Regions from separate parts of the Homo sapiens genome. Here regions 2, 3, 4 and 5 are each linked to region 1. A link is a contact called in ENCODE Hi-C or POLR2A ChIA-PET data. All regions are on one chromosome and are shown on one strand. The core of a region is the stretch at or near the end of the contact, and the rest is flanking DNA. Distances in the headings are between cores, read along the strand shown. Region 1 holds the start of OARD1 (O-acyl-ADP-ribose deacylase 1). Region 2 holds the start of POLR1C (RNA polymerase I and III subunit C). Region 3 holds the start of GTPBP2 (GTP binding protein 2). Region 4 holds the start of GLO1 (glyoxalase I). Region 5 has its middle 14 kb from the start of ZNF318.

What was found. Hi-C counts contacts between places; a loop is a spot of excess contacts on that map. ChIA-PET counts read pairs that join two places held with the same protein, here RNA polymerase II (POLR2A). Pooled maps may share reads with other maps.
Region 2: a map of B cell shows a loop between it and region 1 (10-fold over the local background). The contact joins the promoter of POLR1C here to the promoter of OARD1 in region 1. A Hi-C loop is called at or near these places in 1 of 168 maps with a recorded cell type or tissue (B cell) and 10 of 50 pooled maps. POLR2A ChIA-PET finds 5 or more read pairs at or near these places in 1 of 52 experiments (activated T-cell).
Region 3: a loop to region 1 is called in a pooled map, with 36 times the contacts of the local background. The contact joins the promoter of GTPBP2 here to the promoter of OARD1 in region 1. A Hi-C loop is called at or near these places in 2 of 168 maps with a recorded cell type or tissue (CD8-positive, alpha-beta T cell and naive thymus-derived CD4-positive, alpha-beta T cell), 1 of 37 single-sample maps with no recorded cell type and 12 of 50 pooled maps.
Region 4: a loop to region 1 is called in a map of CD8-positive, alpha-beta T cell, with 17 times the contacts of the local background. The contact joins the promoter of GLO1 here to the promoter of OARD1 in region 1. A Hi-C loop is called at or near these places in 5 of 168 maps with a recorded cell type or tissue (CD8-positive, alpha-beta T cell, Right ventricle myocardium inferior, ascending aorta and 1 more), 1 of 37 single-sample maps with no recorded cell type and 25 of 50 pooled maps. POLR2A ChIA-PET finds 5 or more read pairs at or near these places in 2 of 52 experiments (OCI-LY7 and endothelial cell of umbilical vein).
Region 5: a loop to region 1 is called in a pooled map, with 25 times the contacts of the local background. The contact joins the enhancer-like site here to the promoter of OARD1 in region 1. A Hi-C loop is called at or near these places in 1 of 37 single-sample maps with no recorded cell type and 8 of 50 pooled maps. POLR2A ChIA-PET finds 5 or more read pairs at or near these places in 1 of 52 experiments (B cell).

Annotation. Positions count from the first base shown.
Region 1 is chr6:41,070,861-41,073,915 of GRCh38, forward strand. It overlaps OARD1 (O-acyl-ADP-ribose deacylase 1), which reads right to left and starts at 1,496. Exons shown (of 6, transcript NM_001329686.2): 1 at 1,376-1,496; 2 at 736-815; 3 at 272-416. The coding sequence starts at 774. NFYA (nuclear transcription factor Y subunit alpha) reads left to right here and starts at 2,114. Exons shown (of 10, transcript NM_002505.5): 1 at 2,114-2,224. RefSeq lists enhancers at 1,515-1,724, 1,755-1,804 and silencers at 2,185-2,814, 2,845-3,004.
Region 2 is chr6:43,515,519-43,518,687 of GRCh38, forward strand. POLR1C (RNA polymerase I and III subunit C) reads left to right here and starts at 1,571. Exons shown (of 9, transcript NM_203290.4): 1 at 1,571-1,660; 2 at 1,788-1,859. The coding sequence starts at 1,592. YIPF3 (Yip1 domain family member 3) reads right to left here and starts at 1,408. Exons shown (of 9, transcript NM_015388.4): 1 at 1,209-1,408; 2 at 371-577; 3 at 77-183. The coding sequence starts at 1,289. RefSeq lists an enhancer at 1,148-1,697.
Region 3 is chr6:43,627,995-43,630,995 of GRCh38, forward strand. GTPBP2 (GTP binding protein 2) reads right to left here and starts at 1,270. Exons shown (of 12, transcript NM_019096.5): 1 at 983-1,270. The coding sequence starts at 1,168. It also overlaps a transcript of MAD2L1BP not described here. RefSeq lists silencers at 980-1,059, 1,080-1,219 and enhancers at 1,280-1,459, 2,080-2,299.
Region 4 is chr6:38,701,831-38,704,790 of GRCh38, forward strand. It overlaps GLO1 (glyoxalase I), which reads right to left and starts at 1,315. Exons shown (of 6, transcript NM_006708.3): 1 at 1,141-1,315. The coding sequence starts at 1,224. RefSeq lists enhancers at 457-1,049, 1,082-1,131, 1,152-1,251, 1,432-1,591.
Region 5 is chr6:43,382,516-43,385,392 of GRCh38, forward strand. No RefSeq gene overlaps it. Among named protein-coding and RNA genes, the nearest start is that of ZNF318, 14 kb to the left of the region's middle. RefSeq lists an enhancer at 984-1,163. Within about 2 kb of position 1,381, at least 9 of the 41 ENCODE cell types and tissues checked have a DNase peak (open chromatin) inside an H3K27ac peak, as active enhancers do; they include B cell, where a contact is called at or near this core.

The DNA.
Region 1 (3,055 bases), core at 246-2,745:
CTAAGCATCTCAGAGTTATTTCAAGTTTCAGAGAAGTACAGTAATATCGTCAAGAAAGTTTCATGATACAAGAGGAAGAGATTAAAAACCTTCACAGGAGTTGGGTTTTGATATGGTAAACGTCTAAACTAGAGGCCATTCTTGGGGAGGAAAATCTTAAAAACATTTGGTTCTTAGGAATCCCCTCTTTACACGCATATTTTATTAAAGTGTAACAGATTAAAAGGTGCTCTAGCCAGGGCAAACCAGGTAAGTGGTTTCCAAAACTCACGTTGATTTAAAAGTTCTTGCACCCCTCCAAATTTCTTCTTAAAGAGGACAGCTATCCCAGCGCCCATGCGACAATCCTCACTGATACAGTGGGCTAAAGAGTCTGTTTTCGGGCATGCAAAAAGGTCTCCTTTCACATAAGTGATCTAAAAAATGTGCAAAGGAAAAGACAATGTTTTATTAGATACAGTAAAATACTAAGCTATTTTTCTGTATTTTGTGTCCCCCACGACTACCTCTCCCGGCACCCCTTCCTCCAATCTGATTTAAAGCCAAACCAATTACAGCATGTGTAAAAGGAAAGTAATGGATGATCCCTGCCTAGAATTTTGAGCCTTTTTAAAGTAAATCAGCTAGAGAGAAAAAAAGATAATGCAATCATTAATTTAATTAAAAAGTGTTTATGCTTTTGACCTCCATTATTACGAATTTCAGTTCACCAATAAGTCAATAGTTGTTACGCACTCTGCTTCCTTCTGGATCTTCATTAAGGCTGCTGGCCATGATACTGAGTCGCTATTTCCAGAATTTAAGTGTTTCTTCAGCTATGAGAAGGGAAAAGGAAGTAAAAATGCTTAGGCAGCCTTAGTATATAATATTCTGATTGCCCTGTACAACCACTTAATAGGCTTTTTTCCCCAACGTTTATCGATGAATGTGAGTTTGTTCGGCCCCTGGGACGTAATACAAAACCCTTCTGGGGCAAAGAGGAAGAACGCTTAGGTTCGGAGGCTGTCTCGACCCGCTCTCATTTCGTGCTTTCCTGGAGCGCCCCGCTCCGTCAGCGGAAGCAAAGCCCATCCCTAAGACACGCCTCCTCCTTTCTCCAGGGCCACTCCGGAGCAAGGCCGATTTAGGACGGTCTCCTTTTCTCTGCACGACGCAAAAGTATTTCCCCAGTGGGTCTGGCTTAGAAGAAAACAGAAGGGACTTGGCCACAGTCCCGTTAAGCCGCAACCACAGAGTGTACAGGGTACTGGCGTGCTGAGCCCCAGGCGTGGGGAAAGGAAGGCGGCCTCTCAAGGAACGTTCACCCCCCACTTTTTTGGGGGGTGCGTGGGAGAAGGAAAGAGTCTATTGAAGCCTCCCATTCTCTGTCTCCTACCCTAGGGCGGGTCAGCGAGGACGCAGTCTGTCCTGGGGTCCTATGGGAGGGTGCGGGGAGGCTCGCTCAAAGCCCCAACGTACCCAAGTCACCCTTCACCTGGAAAGGAGTCGGTTGTTTGGAGGTCCCCGCCCCGCGGGGAAGGGCTCCGGATCCGACCCTGGTAGGTGGGGAGCAGCGGACCAGCCCAAACGCGGAGCCAATCCCGCCAAAGCCCTTAATTGCACGCATCTAAGATGGCCGCCCCCGCCCGGTAGCGGGGCGGAAACGAGCCCCTCTAGCTTGCTAGCCGAGCCCACACTCTTTGGCGAAGGCCGCCGAACTTCCGGCAGTAAATTCCGTGGTTTCCCGCCGCCGCCCGCGCATGCGTAACGAAACTGCCCCACGAGTCGGGAAAAGTGGCGCTTGCGCATTAGCCGCAGGGGTGTGTCCTAGTGGCCACTTGGAAAGGGGTGGGCAGCTGGCAAAGGGGCTAGTTAGCGCCTGCGTAGTACTAAGCTCAAGGCAGCGTTTTGAGTTGAAGGGTCTGGCGCGTCTGGAAAGCGCCTGCGTATTCCTTTCACTGGGGGTGGTGTCAAAGCGGGAAGGTGGGCGTGGCTTCAGGGAACGCCTGCGCGTTGCTCCTCCGAAGGGGTGGGGCGATCCCTGAACTGGAGTTAGTGGGCGTGGCCTCAGAGGCGCCTGCGCGGAGGCGGTTGGAGGGAGGCCCGATTCCCCTTTGTTCGGGTTCGCCATTTTGCTAGGCAGCGGCAGTGGCGGCGGCAGCGGCGGCTGGAGCCTCTGATTGGGTTTCGGAGTCCGGTACTGGAGCCAATCAGCGCGGGCAGCGAACCGGGGGAGCGAGGCACGGTGAGTGTGAGGAGCCAATATCCAGCGGCCCAGAGCCGGCCCCAGCGCCCCGATTGGCGGGTCTCGCTGACCACTCAGGAGAGGCCCAGGCGCCCGTCGAGCCCGGGGAGTCGAGCTGAGCCTAGCCGAGCCGGGCGGCCAGCGGCCCCGGCCCGGGGCCTGCGAGCGCCTCGGGGCACTCCCGGCCGAGGCCTGCAGGGGCCGCCCCGCGCGGGGATGGCGCCTCGGGGAGCAGGCACCTCGGGGCTCCGACCCTCGCAGGGTGCCAGGGCCAGTTGGGAATGCGTCCCTGTTCCCCGACTCAGGCCCAGGTTCTCAGGCCCCAGGCCTGGGGCCACGAATGGCCCTACACTAGGGGACACATGCGCGCCCTGGGCCTCGGCGATTTCCTCCTGGTCGTTCTGGCCGCAAACTTAAACCTGCCCTTGCACTCTCCACTCTCCGGCCCTTGGGACAGGAAGCCTCCCCGGGGCCCGCGCCCCCCGCTCCCCGCTCCCAGCGAGCCGGGTCTGTCTTATCTGCAGCCCCTCTAGGTCGGGAGGGAGGCCTGGGGAGGGTGCGCGCCGCGGCCGCGGGGTCCCGTGTGCGGCTGGCAACGGGGCTGGCCCGCCCACGCCTCGGAGCCCTATGGGCCCGCCCCCGCTGTCTCCCTGGTGGGGAGAGGGGGCCGTTAGTTCGCCCACTCCCCCTGCTCCGCCGCGCCCCTCCTCCCAGCCCGCTCCGCCCGGGTCTCCGGCCCGGCGCCGTTACCACCCCTTTTGGCTCGTCATTTCCTCTCTTCCCCGCCCCGTTCGCAGTGGCAGGACCGCACACCTCCGTCTTGGAGCCCAA
Region 2 (3,169 bases), core at 321-2,820, 2.4 Mb after region 1:
GGCTTGAAATCTGACTGTAGTGTGCATGAAGGTCTAGGTGTTAGGAGGGAAGCTTCTTCAAGAGAAGGCTCCTCACCTGCTTCGCACCTGAGCAGGCTCCACATCAAAGTAGGGTCTGAGGATGTCGATGTTGGCGTACAAGCTGAAGGCCCTGGAGGCTTGTCTTTTCCCAGCCTGCCACATCTGAAGTAAGGAAGATGGGCATAGGTATTGTGGTACTGTTGGTTCTAGATCCTGTTGCCTATTTTCCGTTTGATTTCTACATGGTTCTAACTGGACAACCTGGGGCGAACATCACCAACACCAATTCCAGAACACGGGACATACCTAGGTCTACTTTTCTACCTGCAGAGGATTCAATCTTGCTTACCTGATCTGCCACCTGCCGGCTCAGCTGTCCCTTAAAGCCCTTCATGCCCAGGAACTCTCCATCCTCCTCTTCAGCAGCAGCTGCATCAGCTGCATCAGCGTCTACTTCTTCCTCGCGCAGGCGCTGATGCAGCTCACCCATATCCTCGAAGCTAGAGCCTGAGGTATCATCCATGTTCTCCATGTCAATCACAGCTGAGCCTCCGCCCTGTGAAGACAATGGCTCCTAGAGTGCAGGACTTTTCTGTTCCATCCATTAAGTCCTCTGCTCATCCCAGGGTTTAGGGCTTTGTTCTTCCACTGCTGAGGATACGGCTTGGAATCACTACAGATCATGCCACTCCATTCCCCCTCATATGCTCTCAGAACGCCTGGTTTCTAGCTTTGGCTATCTTTTCTAGCCTGGGAAACCTACTAGTCTTCCATTCATGTCTTTCTCCTATGTTACCTATCAAAGACTAAAAGGCTGAAAAAGTGCCCATTTCCTTCTTTCCTAAGCCCCAAACAAAACTATACACATAGTATGTTTTCAGCGAATGCCAGTGAATCCCACCCAACCCCACTCCATGCCTTACCCCGACCAACCTCCTAACTTGTTCCAAGAATACCTTCTTCCTAATGCCTCGGGCGGGCCCTGAAACCCGAGATCCTCAGGCTGGAGTAGTAGTCTGGCCCTTTCAGGTCAATGTTAATCCCACTGACTTTAGTGTGCACGAAGACCCAAAGAAGAGAGTTTTGTAAATGGAGCGGACTTCCAGGCCCAGAGGGGGAATCCCCAAGACACTTCTGGACATCGCCGGCCCTCCGGCTGCTGGCAGCTGGTGCCTTGGGGCCATTACCTGGATGTTTTCTTCGAACCCTCCCCATTCCGGGCCAGCTCCATTTCGGGCGCCGCCCGCCGGCGCCGCTGTAGTTGCCATGTCCCTTGAGGGCTCCCGTCGCTGAAACCCGCGCTAGCCCCGCGCGCGGAGTGGGCAAGATGTGGGCCTCCGGAAGGTAGACGTCCAGGGTCGAGGAGAGGTGGGATCGGCCGGAACACAAAAAGGAGAAGCCCGGATGTTTGGACAAAAGCAACTTCCGGAAGCTGGGGACGTGGACGGGGGCGGGGAAAAATCTCGCGATATTTAAGATTCCAGGAGGCGGTGCGTTGCCACGGAGACGGAGCAGGGCTACTAGGACGCACGCGCGAGATAGAACCTCTAGTCTCGTGGAGAGATTGAAGATGGCGGCTTCTCAGGCGGTGGAGGAAATGCGGAGCCGCGTGGTTCTGGGGGAGTTTGGGGTTCGCAATGTAAGCCTTGTGGCCTTGAGCTCGGGCGGGAGGAATGAGAGCGGAACAGGGATGGGTCTTGGGATTGGCGTGGGGATAGCTGTGGGCTCACTGTCCCTTCGTGGACAAATTCGTCCCTTTGCTCTAGGTCCATACTACTGACTTTCCCGGTAACTATTCCGGTTATGATGATGCCTGGGACCAGGACCGCTTCGAGAAGGTAAGTGGGGCCGGAGTTGTCTGGGGAGGGTTATGAAGGCCAGACCTTGTGGTCTGAGCAGCCTGTGTCTGTCTCAGAAGCTGCTCTTGGGGGTCGCTCCGTTTGTAAGTTTGTTGAGCAATGTGCTAGACGCTCCGTTTACAGGCCAAATTAGACACGGTTTCTACCCAGTTCTGCAAAGATGTTCAGTCTTGTTGAGGAATGGTGTGTATAAACAGTGAATCTAGTGTAATATGGTGAAGGTGGTTGATAGCGATGAAGACGGCAGGGTTGGGGTGGGGAGCATTACGCTGAGACCAGGAAGAGGGGCGGAGAGGTACTTAACATTTCAAGAGGAGGGTACATCTCAATTGAGCCTTGAATGGTAAGTAAAAAAGAACAGGAGTTAAATTATGAAGGGTTTGTTTCAAGTCAGTGAAGTTCAGGATATACAGGTTTTGTGTGTATTTAGTCTTTTGTATTGTTTCACTTAGCTTAAAATAAGGGTTAAAATTGCATTTAAATAGATTACTGAATGTTACCGTTTAGGCAACTGACCTTTGCGTGCAGCTTATAAACATGATCTGTAAATCAGTGCTTGGGAAAATTTTACTTTTTTAACCTGTTGATACAAGGAATAAAGTATGAACAATGAAAAAGGTTAATGCTTGAAAAAAAATTATGGCTTGTGTGAAGTGTGCTCCGGGCATGTCCAAGTAGTTCTGGCATGAGTGGTAGGCAAGGTTGAAGTGTGTCTTGGGCACTGTTGATGATAGGGAGATTGAATAGTTCTTAAGCAGACATGATGAGATTTGCAACCTTGGTGGCTGGGAGGGAATGAGTTTGAGGAGGATCATATGGAGCAGGCAGATCTGTTGTAAGGGAAGCTGAGGTTGAAGACATGAACTAAGACTGATGGTAGAAATAGAGCAAAGGTAGAATAGAAGGTAAATTTATGATTGCTTTGGTAAAGGCTGTGGGGGTAGCATAAAATGACTTTTTGGCTTGGGAACTGCTTTGATGCATTGTGGTATCATTTACTGAGAGGAGAAATGGGTCTGGGGAACGGGAATGATGATGCATTGTTTTCTGCATGTGGAGAAATCTAGCAGGCTAGAAGACTGCATGCTTGAAATGAGATCAGAAGTGAGATAACATTTTGGGAGTTGTCAGAACAGATAGTTGCTAAAACTGTTAGTACAGTTAAGGTGACCTGGGAGAGAGACAAGAACCTGGCAAATTTAGAGATGGGTGGAAGTCGATCATCAGAGAAGGAAGAAGAGTGGAGCTCAGAGCTCAGAAACCAGGGGAATAGTTCAAAAAAGGAGGAG
Region 3 (3,001 bases), core at 20-2,519, 2.6 Mb after region 1:
CCAGCAGCATTAGTATCACACGGGAACTTATAAGAAATGCAAATTCTCAGGCCCATCCTCACTAGTAAGAAAGAATCAGAAATTCTAGGCTGGGCACGGAGGCTCACGCCTGCAATCCCAGCACTTTGGGAGGCCGAGGCGGGTGGATCACCTGAGGTCAGGAGTTTGAGACCAGCCTGGCCAACATGGTGAAACCCCATCTCTACTAAAAATACAAAAATTATCTGGGCGTGGTGGCGGGCACCTGTAATGCCAGCTACTCGGGAGGCTGCAGCAGAAGAATCGCTTGAGAACCCGGGAGGCCGAGGTTGCAGTGAGCTGAGATAGCCCTACAGCACTCCAGCCTGGGTAACAGAGACTCCGTCTCAAAAAAAATAAATAAATAAATAATAAAAAAATAAAATTGGCCAGGCGTTGGGGGCCAGCAATCCGGGTGATTCGATACATGCCAAAGTTTGATAACCACTGGCTTAGGCTGTGTGTGTGTGTGTGTGTGTGTGTGTGTGTGTGTAGTGAACATACTGCTCTTTTCCCGAGTACTGTGTGTGTGTCCGTGTGGAACATATTGCTCTTTTCCCGGGTACTCCCCTTCTCCCTGTGGAACAAGTTTAGAAGAAGTGGTGGTTACTGTCTGCCTCTCGTCCCAGGATGCAGTCTCTCTTGCCCTATGGCGGCACACGCAGTTGGTCGGGGTGCTCTTCCTGGGATCCCCTTTCTCTACTTCTCTCCTGGGGTAATCTAGATCAGAAGGGGGAGTCCTCCCTCTCCACTCTTCCTCCCTGAGGTCCTGTCACCTGAGAGTCCAGTCTCTGCCCTTCCTCCCTGGGGTCCCGGGACCTGAAAGAGGTGTTCTCCTCCCGTGCCCCTCCTCCCTGGGGTCTCGACACCGGAAGGGGAGATTAATTATCTGGGTCCCGCCTCCCTAGAGTCCTGGGCCGGAAAGAGTGGCTTCTTCCCGCCCTACCACTTCTCAGGTGCTCACCTCGGGGGGCAAATACGGGGGGTTGTTGGCTTTGCCCCCTCTGTTCCTTCCGTTCTTCTTCTTTCCCTTTGGCCCCCCGCAGCCGCTGCTGCTGCCGGCCCCCCTAGCCTTGAGGGTTCCGCCCACGGCCGGGCCCCCTCCGGGCCGGCAGCAGCCGCCGAACAGCTCCGATACCCGCGAGTCCATCCGCCGCTGCCGCCAGCCCCCCGCCCGGCCCCTCCCCCGACCGCCGCCGCCGTCGCCGCCGCCCTTACTGCCACTGCCGTGTCCGGCCGGCCTGAGCAGAGTGGGGTGGGGCTCTGCACAAGCTACGCCCCCCACCTCCCTGGCCTCCGGGTCGCGTCAGAAACAGCCGCGGGGCACCACGGGATATAGAGTCCCCAGGCCTGGGAATTCACTTAAATGACACGTCGCCGCCCTACAACTCCCAGGAGGCATCGCGGCGCAAGTGGCCGCGGGAGTCGTCGGAGGCGTGGGGAAGGAGCGCGCCTTGGCGCGCAAAGGCTTAAGGGAGCTGTAGTCTGACTTCCAGTCCTCGCGCTATGTTCTTTTTCTAGGACTTGGGGGGAATTTAGAGCCTCGAGGCCTGGGGTGGGGACGCGAGGACACCAGCGTAGAAGAGCTTACATCAGAATCGAGCTTTGTGGGCGCTCCGGGATTTGGCCCTTTAGCGCGGATCCTAGACAACAGGTTTTGGACCTCGAGAGCTGCAGAACTGAGGCTACTGGTGCCGCCAGCCTGCTGGCTCCGCCTCTGCCTCAGTTTCTTCCCCTATGGCCCGCGTGCCGCTGGGGTGAGTCAGGGCGAACGCCAGGGCGGAGGCGGATGGTGATTAGCCAAATTACGGCTGTTATTGTTGGGATGATTATGCTACCTTTACATAGTAGTCACTGCTTTATTACCAGGCTGGCACCGTCCAGGGGCTGGTTTTAATAACCGGAGGCACCGCGGTGGCCCCGACACGAGACCCGAACCCGTAAACCAGCTTCCTCCCCGAAGGCTGCAAGCATACCCAAAGCGAGTATTCCTCCTCCCCTTTGTTTTGAAGCAGAACCAATCGGGAAGAACTGAGTTTGGTTTTAAACGGCCAAGACTGTAGGAGGGGCCTGGCCCCTACTTCGGGCGGGGCTAGGGCTCGGGTTACACCAACCACCACGAGGGCGGGGCAGTGGCCGGGAATAGAAACTTGGCCTAGGGCCACAGGGGATTTTTGGCTTTTGACTCTCTTGTGAAGCAATCTCCAGCTCTTTAGTGCTGTTGCACTCTACAGAGTACATACATTCAGCGACATAAGCCAGTGCACAGAACACAGAAAGGCAGGGTGGAAAAGCAGTTATGTTGCTGAGCTGCGAGTCAGGACGCTAGGGCTCAATTCACAGCCGCATGGCTGTCTCATGACTCAGACCACTCACAGTGTGTCCACTTCTCCCCTCTTCTCGAACTGCGAGGTGCTCATACACGGTCAAGAAATTAAACAACTCAGCCGGGTGCGGTGCCTCACGCCTGTAAATCACAGCACTTTGGGAGGCCAAGGAGTGTGCGGATCACCTGAAGTCAGGTGTTCGAGACCAGCCTGGCCAACACAGCGAAACCCCGTCTCTACTAAAAATACAAAAATTAGCTGGGCGTGGTGGCGCATGCCTGTAATCCCGGCTGCTCGCGAGGCTGAGGCAGGAGAATCGCTTGAACCCGGGAGGCGGAGGTTGCAGTGACCCGAGATCACGCCATTGCACTCCAGCCTGGGCAACAGAGCGAGACTCCAACTAAAAAAAAAAAAAAAAAATTAGCCCAGCATGATGGTGCACATCTGTGGTCCCAGCTGCTCGGGAGACTGAGGCAGGAGAATCGCTTGAACTCGGGAGGTAGAGGTTATAGTGAACTGAGATCATGCCACTGCACTCCAGCCTGGGTGACAGAACGAGACTTCGTCTCAAAAAAAAAAAAAAAAAAAAAAAGAAAGAAAAAGAAATTAAGCAACTCTTCTCTCCAGACCTCAGTTGTCCTTGGAAAACTAGAAGC
Region 4 (2,960 bases), core at 65-2,564, 2.4 Mb before region 1:
CAAGGAATTTACAAATGATGTAGTCAAATAAATAAATACAAAGGTGTTTACAGACACTGATGACTTCACTGGAATAAACAGCGGTTACTGTGCCTGAATTTTTTTTTTTTTTTTTTTTTAGACAGAGTCTCACTCTGTCGCCCAGGCTGGAGTGCAGTGGCACGATCTCAGCTCACTGCAAGCTCCGCCTCCCGGGTTCATGCCATTCTCCTGCCTCAGCCTCCCGAGTAGCTGGGACTACAGGCACCCGCCACCACGCCCAGCTCATTTTTTTGTATTTTTAGTAGAGACGGGGTTTCACCGTGTTAGGATGGTCTCTACCTCTTGACCTCGTGATCCGCCCGCCTTGGCCTCCCAAAGTGCTGGGATTACAGGCGTGAGCCACCGCGCCCGCCAACTGTGTCTGATCTTAACAAGGCAACCGAAACACCACACCTGAGTGAGTTACACTGATTCTTACCCAGTAAAGACATGTTCGGTAAGTGAAAGCCTTTGTATGCAACAGGTCATTTCTCTTACTGGGTCATTACTGTAAAACGAGAGGGTAAGAGAAGGAATTTCTAAGATTCCTTTCAGATCCAAACTCTATGATTCTGTAATCTCTCCTGGGCCCCACGAAGATGAGGAAGGCAAGAAGGGCTGTTGTGACCCACAGCAAAGGCCAAGCAAGCAAAAGTGAAATTCTGGGCGCGGTTAAACTTAGAGCGATCAAATTAGTTTGCAGGAGTTAAGACTGCAGTCAGGGTGGTAAGGAAAAACGAGGCTGGGCAGGACTGGTACAGGACAGGCATCTTTGAACCTATTTCTGGGAGTTCTGAAACTACTGTTCTCGTGGGCCTTGGCGACTGATTTGGGAAAGCTGACCCTGGGTTGGCCTGGCTTCCAGCCACCGTCGCAACATAAACAAGCCAATTCAAAACAGGGTCGCAGTCTTTGAAACTAGCTGAGGCAACAGATCCCCTCCACACTTCGCGGGCCCCACGATCGCCCCATCAAACACCATTATCCCTCTTCCCATCACACTCCCGTCCGCCCGAGGCCGGCGGACCTGCAGCGGCGGCGGGATGGGGTTGGATAGAATGCGGCCCGGTCCCGGCCCAGCGGAGCTGGGGGAGCCGTTCCCTTCGGTCCTGTGCCCACCTTGGTACTGGGGTCCGCGTCGGAGCAGCAACTGAGGGCGGCCTCGTCCGTGAGGCCGCCGGACGGGGGCTGCGGTTCTGCCATGGCTGCGCTGCAGTATCACAGACGACGGGACCCAAGGAACGGAGGAGTCACCCACACTACGCCTCGGCCCTGTGCCGCCTTAACTAGGAATGGCGCGATGGCGCCGCGGGCGGGAGACCGCTGACTTCCAGCCAATCGCTGCGCGGAGAGCAAGTTGACTCTCTGCTGATTGGGTCCCAGTGAGTCAGCGCCTCCACCCACAGGACTATGCCTCAGACTACAACTCCCAAGGAGCCTTGCGCATAAAGGAGGCAAACTCATACAAAAAAAAAAAAAAAAATGCAGGCTGGGCAGAGTGGTTTCTCTGTTACTTAATGAGCTAATTTTGTTTGTTTAACTAAAGTTTGGTAACCATTCATACCTCAGGGCTGCAATTTGGTAGAAAATTGGAATCTGATGGAAACTGAAAACTGTAAGTTGTTCTTTTAAAATTGTAAGGATTCAGAGGTTTCTCAGTTTACGCAGCGCAGAGTAATTAAAACAATTGTTGAGTCGAAAACCTATGTTCAAGTCTTGGTTCCGCTATATATTAGCGCTAGAAACTTGCAATAATTACTGACCCTCTCTGAGCTTCCTAACAGGATTTGTTGAGAATTAAATAAGTTTTCTTTTCCTTTTTCTTTTTTCTTTTCTTTCTTTCTTTCTTTTTTTTTTTTTTTTAATTTTTTTAACAGTGTCTCGCTCTGTCGCCCAGGCTGGAGTGCAGTGGTGTGCTCTCAGCTTACTGCAGTCACTGCTGCCTCGACTTCCGGGGCTCTAGCTGTCCTCTGGCCTCAGCCTCCCGATTAGCTGAGACTACAGGCTGCAAAACCAAGACCAGTTAATTTTTGTATTTTTTTGAGATGGGGGTTTCACCATGTTGCCCAGGCTGGTCTCAACTCCTGGGCTGAAGTGACCCTCCCGCCTCAGCCTCCCAAAGTGCTGGGATTACAGGTGTAGCCACTGTGCCCAGCCTAAATGAGATTTAAGTCATGGTTTGCCTACTTAGGTTCCAAATGTCCATAACTTGCAGTACTTTTTACATTAATATATATTTTGTGTTCACTGGAAGGCTTAGTCATCACTGTGTCTTCAATGATTGGCTCATAATAGTAGATGCTCATTAAATACTTCCTGTTGTTAAAAGAATAAATGGGAATGACTGGTGCTCACCTAACCAAAATGAGGTTGGGCAGGGATGTATATGGCACTAGCCACCTGGCCACCACCAAGATGTCCCCGTCTCTCATCTCAGCTTTTTTCTGCATCGCAGCTTCAGTTTGTCAGACACCAGCTCCATAAGACTAGAAATTTGGCAGCTGTTCTCTCACTAGGAGTGGGAGTAAACTCTCCCTCTGGATTTTATCCAGCCAGCCTGGATTTTATCAAATTGGAAAATCCAAGAAGGAGCTGTGATTGGCCTGGCCTAGGACCTGTGCTTACTCCTGTGATTGAAGCACTGCGATTGGCAACCTGGATTAGGACCACCTGATTGGAGTTTGGGGAGGATCTGTTAGTTCCCTAAAAGAAGAGCGATGATGTTCTTATGAGAAGGGAGGATTGCCAGGCAAACTGAACCATGGATGTCCACTGCAAAATGATAGGCAGGATAAGGATTTCAGCAGAAATGTTGTGCATACCTCATACTAACTTACTGAGGATATTTCATCAAAACACAGTCTATTAGAACTGCAGGACTTCTATATGGAACTAGACCTTAAACCTTTTAAACTCGGGAATTGGAGCAATACACAAAC
Region 5 (2,877 bases), core at 131-2,630, 2.3 Mb after region 1:
CCCTTGCCTCAGCCTCCCAAAGTGCCGGGGTTACAGGTGTGAGCTACCACGCCCAGCCACAAGTGTAACTGTAATAGGTACCACCTCACCTATATATCTCATCCCCACCCTTGTATATTTTTGGTTATGAGAGAAATGCTCCACATCGTTGGTCACTATTTCAGAGCTTATGTCACATTCTGTAGGATACCACTCTAATCTTTTTTTTTCTTTCTTTCTTTGAGACAGAGTTTTGCTCTTGTCACCCAGGCTGGAGTACAATGGTGCGATTGCGGCTCACTGCAACCTCCAGCTCCTGGGTTCAAGCTATTCTTCTGCCTCAGCCTCCCGAGTGGCTGGGATTACGGGCATGTGCCAAACACGCTTGGCTAATTTTGTGTTTTTAGTAGAGATGGGGTTTCACCATGTTGGTCAGGCTGGTCTCGAACTCCTGACCTCAAGTGATCCACCCGCCTTGGCCTCCCAAAGTGCTGGGATTACAGGCGTGAGCCACCGTACCCGGCTGATACCGCTATGATCTTATGAGATGTTGTCTCCAGTTGGCAAAATAAAAACTAAGACCTCAGTAAGCCTATTCTATAAGACTAGCTGGAATATACAATAAAACTAAATAAGGAATCCCAGAAGAGTTGAATTGTGTATCCCAGCTGTCTTACTTCTTCCACCGTAAAAGTACTCCCTTGGCCAAAAGCATCATTGTGTGGGATGTCATGTTGAATGCCTTATGAGTCATTCAGTAAGTTTCTGGATGGTGCTGGCAAAAATACAGTGAGTAGGAAAAATATATAGAAATTTAAAGTAAGTTTCTTCTACAATGAAGATAAATTACTGCCCTGTCCATGAAGGAAGAGGTCCAAACTGGCAGTAGCAGGTCAATCTTAGTGTGAGAACGTCCACGTGATTGAGCCTTTACACTCAACATGCATTGCCTCCATCAGTGGTCCCATGGTCACTTTGTTCACAAGCTCATACAGCACACTCTGGTGTAACTAGGGGAAAGGGTGGATACCATCCATAGAGCAGTTCATCTTCTCTACCTGATTGTTGATAACCCTCTTCTACTCACGAGGCACAAATGTTCTCATTATAGTAGATTGGTTTTCTCAACATACGTTCTAAACTCCTTAGACTGGTTTTCTCAACATACATTCTAAACTCCTTCGTACCTTTCTATACTGAGAGTCTAGAAAGATAAAAGCTGTATTTCTCAGATCCTATTACAGTTATGGTTTCAGGTGTAATTGAGATTTTTGCCAATCAGGTATATTCCCATGAGACTTGAATGTGAAACCCAGTTAACTGAGTGATGTGGAGAAAGAGGCAGGATATGAAGTATTCACTTTGCTGCTGTGAATCATGACAGAGGAAGTGTGGTTCTGTGGTTACCGACGTGCTGATTTGCTGGTTTCCTGCAGTGGAAGCCATAGCTTACCCAAGCATAGCAGAATCAGTGAGATTCTGGGTGTGGGGAGTGCTCTTACAAGCTCCACCTAAAGCTTCTTCCCCTACCCCTTACAAATATTGTGTAAGCCACACGTGATCCCTGGTAATAACGCCCTTCTCCCTTAAATTAAGTAGAGTGGTATCTGTGGTCTGCAACTGAATCATGACAGATACTGTCACATTTGGGAACCATTTTAAGAAGTTCTTCCACATTATACTTCTCCAACTTCATTTTAATATCACTTCTAACTCCCTAATCATCTAGCCAAACCATTAACCTCAGACTCTTTTTTTTTTTTTTTTTTTTTGAGATGGAGTCTCGCTCTGTCACCCAGGCCGGAGTGCAGTGGCGCGATCTCAGCTCCCTGCAAGCTCTGCCTCCCAGGTTCACGCAGCTGGAACTACAGGTGCGTGCCGCCATGCCTGGCTAATTTTTTTGGGGTTTTTTTTGTATTTTTTAGTAGAGACGGGGTTTCACCATGCTAGGCAGGATGATCTCGATCTCCTGACCTCGTGATCCACCTGCCTCGGCCTCCCAAAGTGCTGGGATTACAGGCATGAGCCACCGGGCCCGGCCAAATCAGTGTAGACTCTTAACCTGTTTCTCCTTCTGGGAAAACTGGTCAGGTAGTTGTATTTCTTGAAGTCCTGACTATCCTCAGTGTCCTTCAGGGTCACCCTTGATTGGGGGCCACAGTATCACAGCAGCCCATTTCTTTCTAATGCCAGCACATTAGGTGAAGACAGCTACAAACTAATCATGACTTTATTCCACTGCAGTCTGGTAACAAGGCCCATTTCATTGGTTATAGTGGTAGATGAAATAGCAATGCAGCAGAAGTAGTGGTGTGGGTGCTAGGAGCCATTTGTGTTTTCAGGATCTGCTGTGGCCTCATTTTGTGTATGTCATTTCTACTTGATAATGGATCCATGTCCTAGGTATGAACCAGCTTTATACCTAGGAAGACCAGATGATAGCCAGTTCATGATTATGCTGTGATCATGCTGGGTTCCATGATCATGCTGTGTCCGTGGCCCAGCAGCAAGCTGAGAGCTGATTCTCAAAGAGAGAATATTTACCTGCCAAAAGGCATGCTCAGAGGGCCTCTGCTATGATTATTCTATCAGGACATGCCATAGATGATAAAGTACCTCAGTCTGCCACAAACACTTTGAACATTATAAGGATCGCAAGGACTAAGTTGCACTGCAGACTGGACCAGCTGGAGAACCTTTTCTTCCTCTGAATCTCACTCAAGTATGGCTTCATTTCAAGTGACCAGATAAGGAGGTCAGAGCAGTAACCCAAATATGATCAATGTTGTCTCTAAATTCACCTAAGTGATGTGACTCTTTTGGTTTAGGGGTAGGTAGCACAAGTAAAGCAACTTGTCCTTCATTTTGAAGGGAGCACCTGTATGCAAGATCACTAAA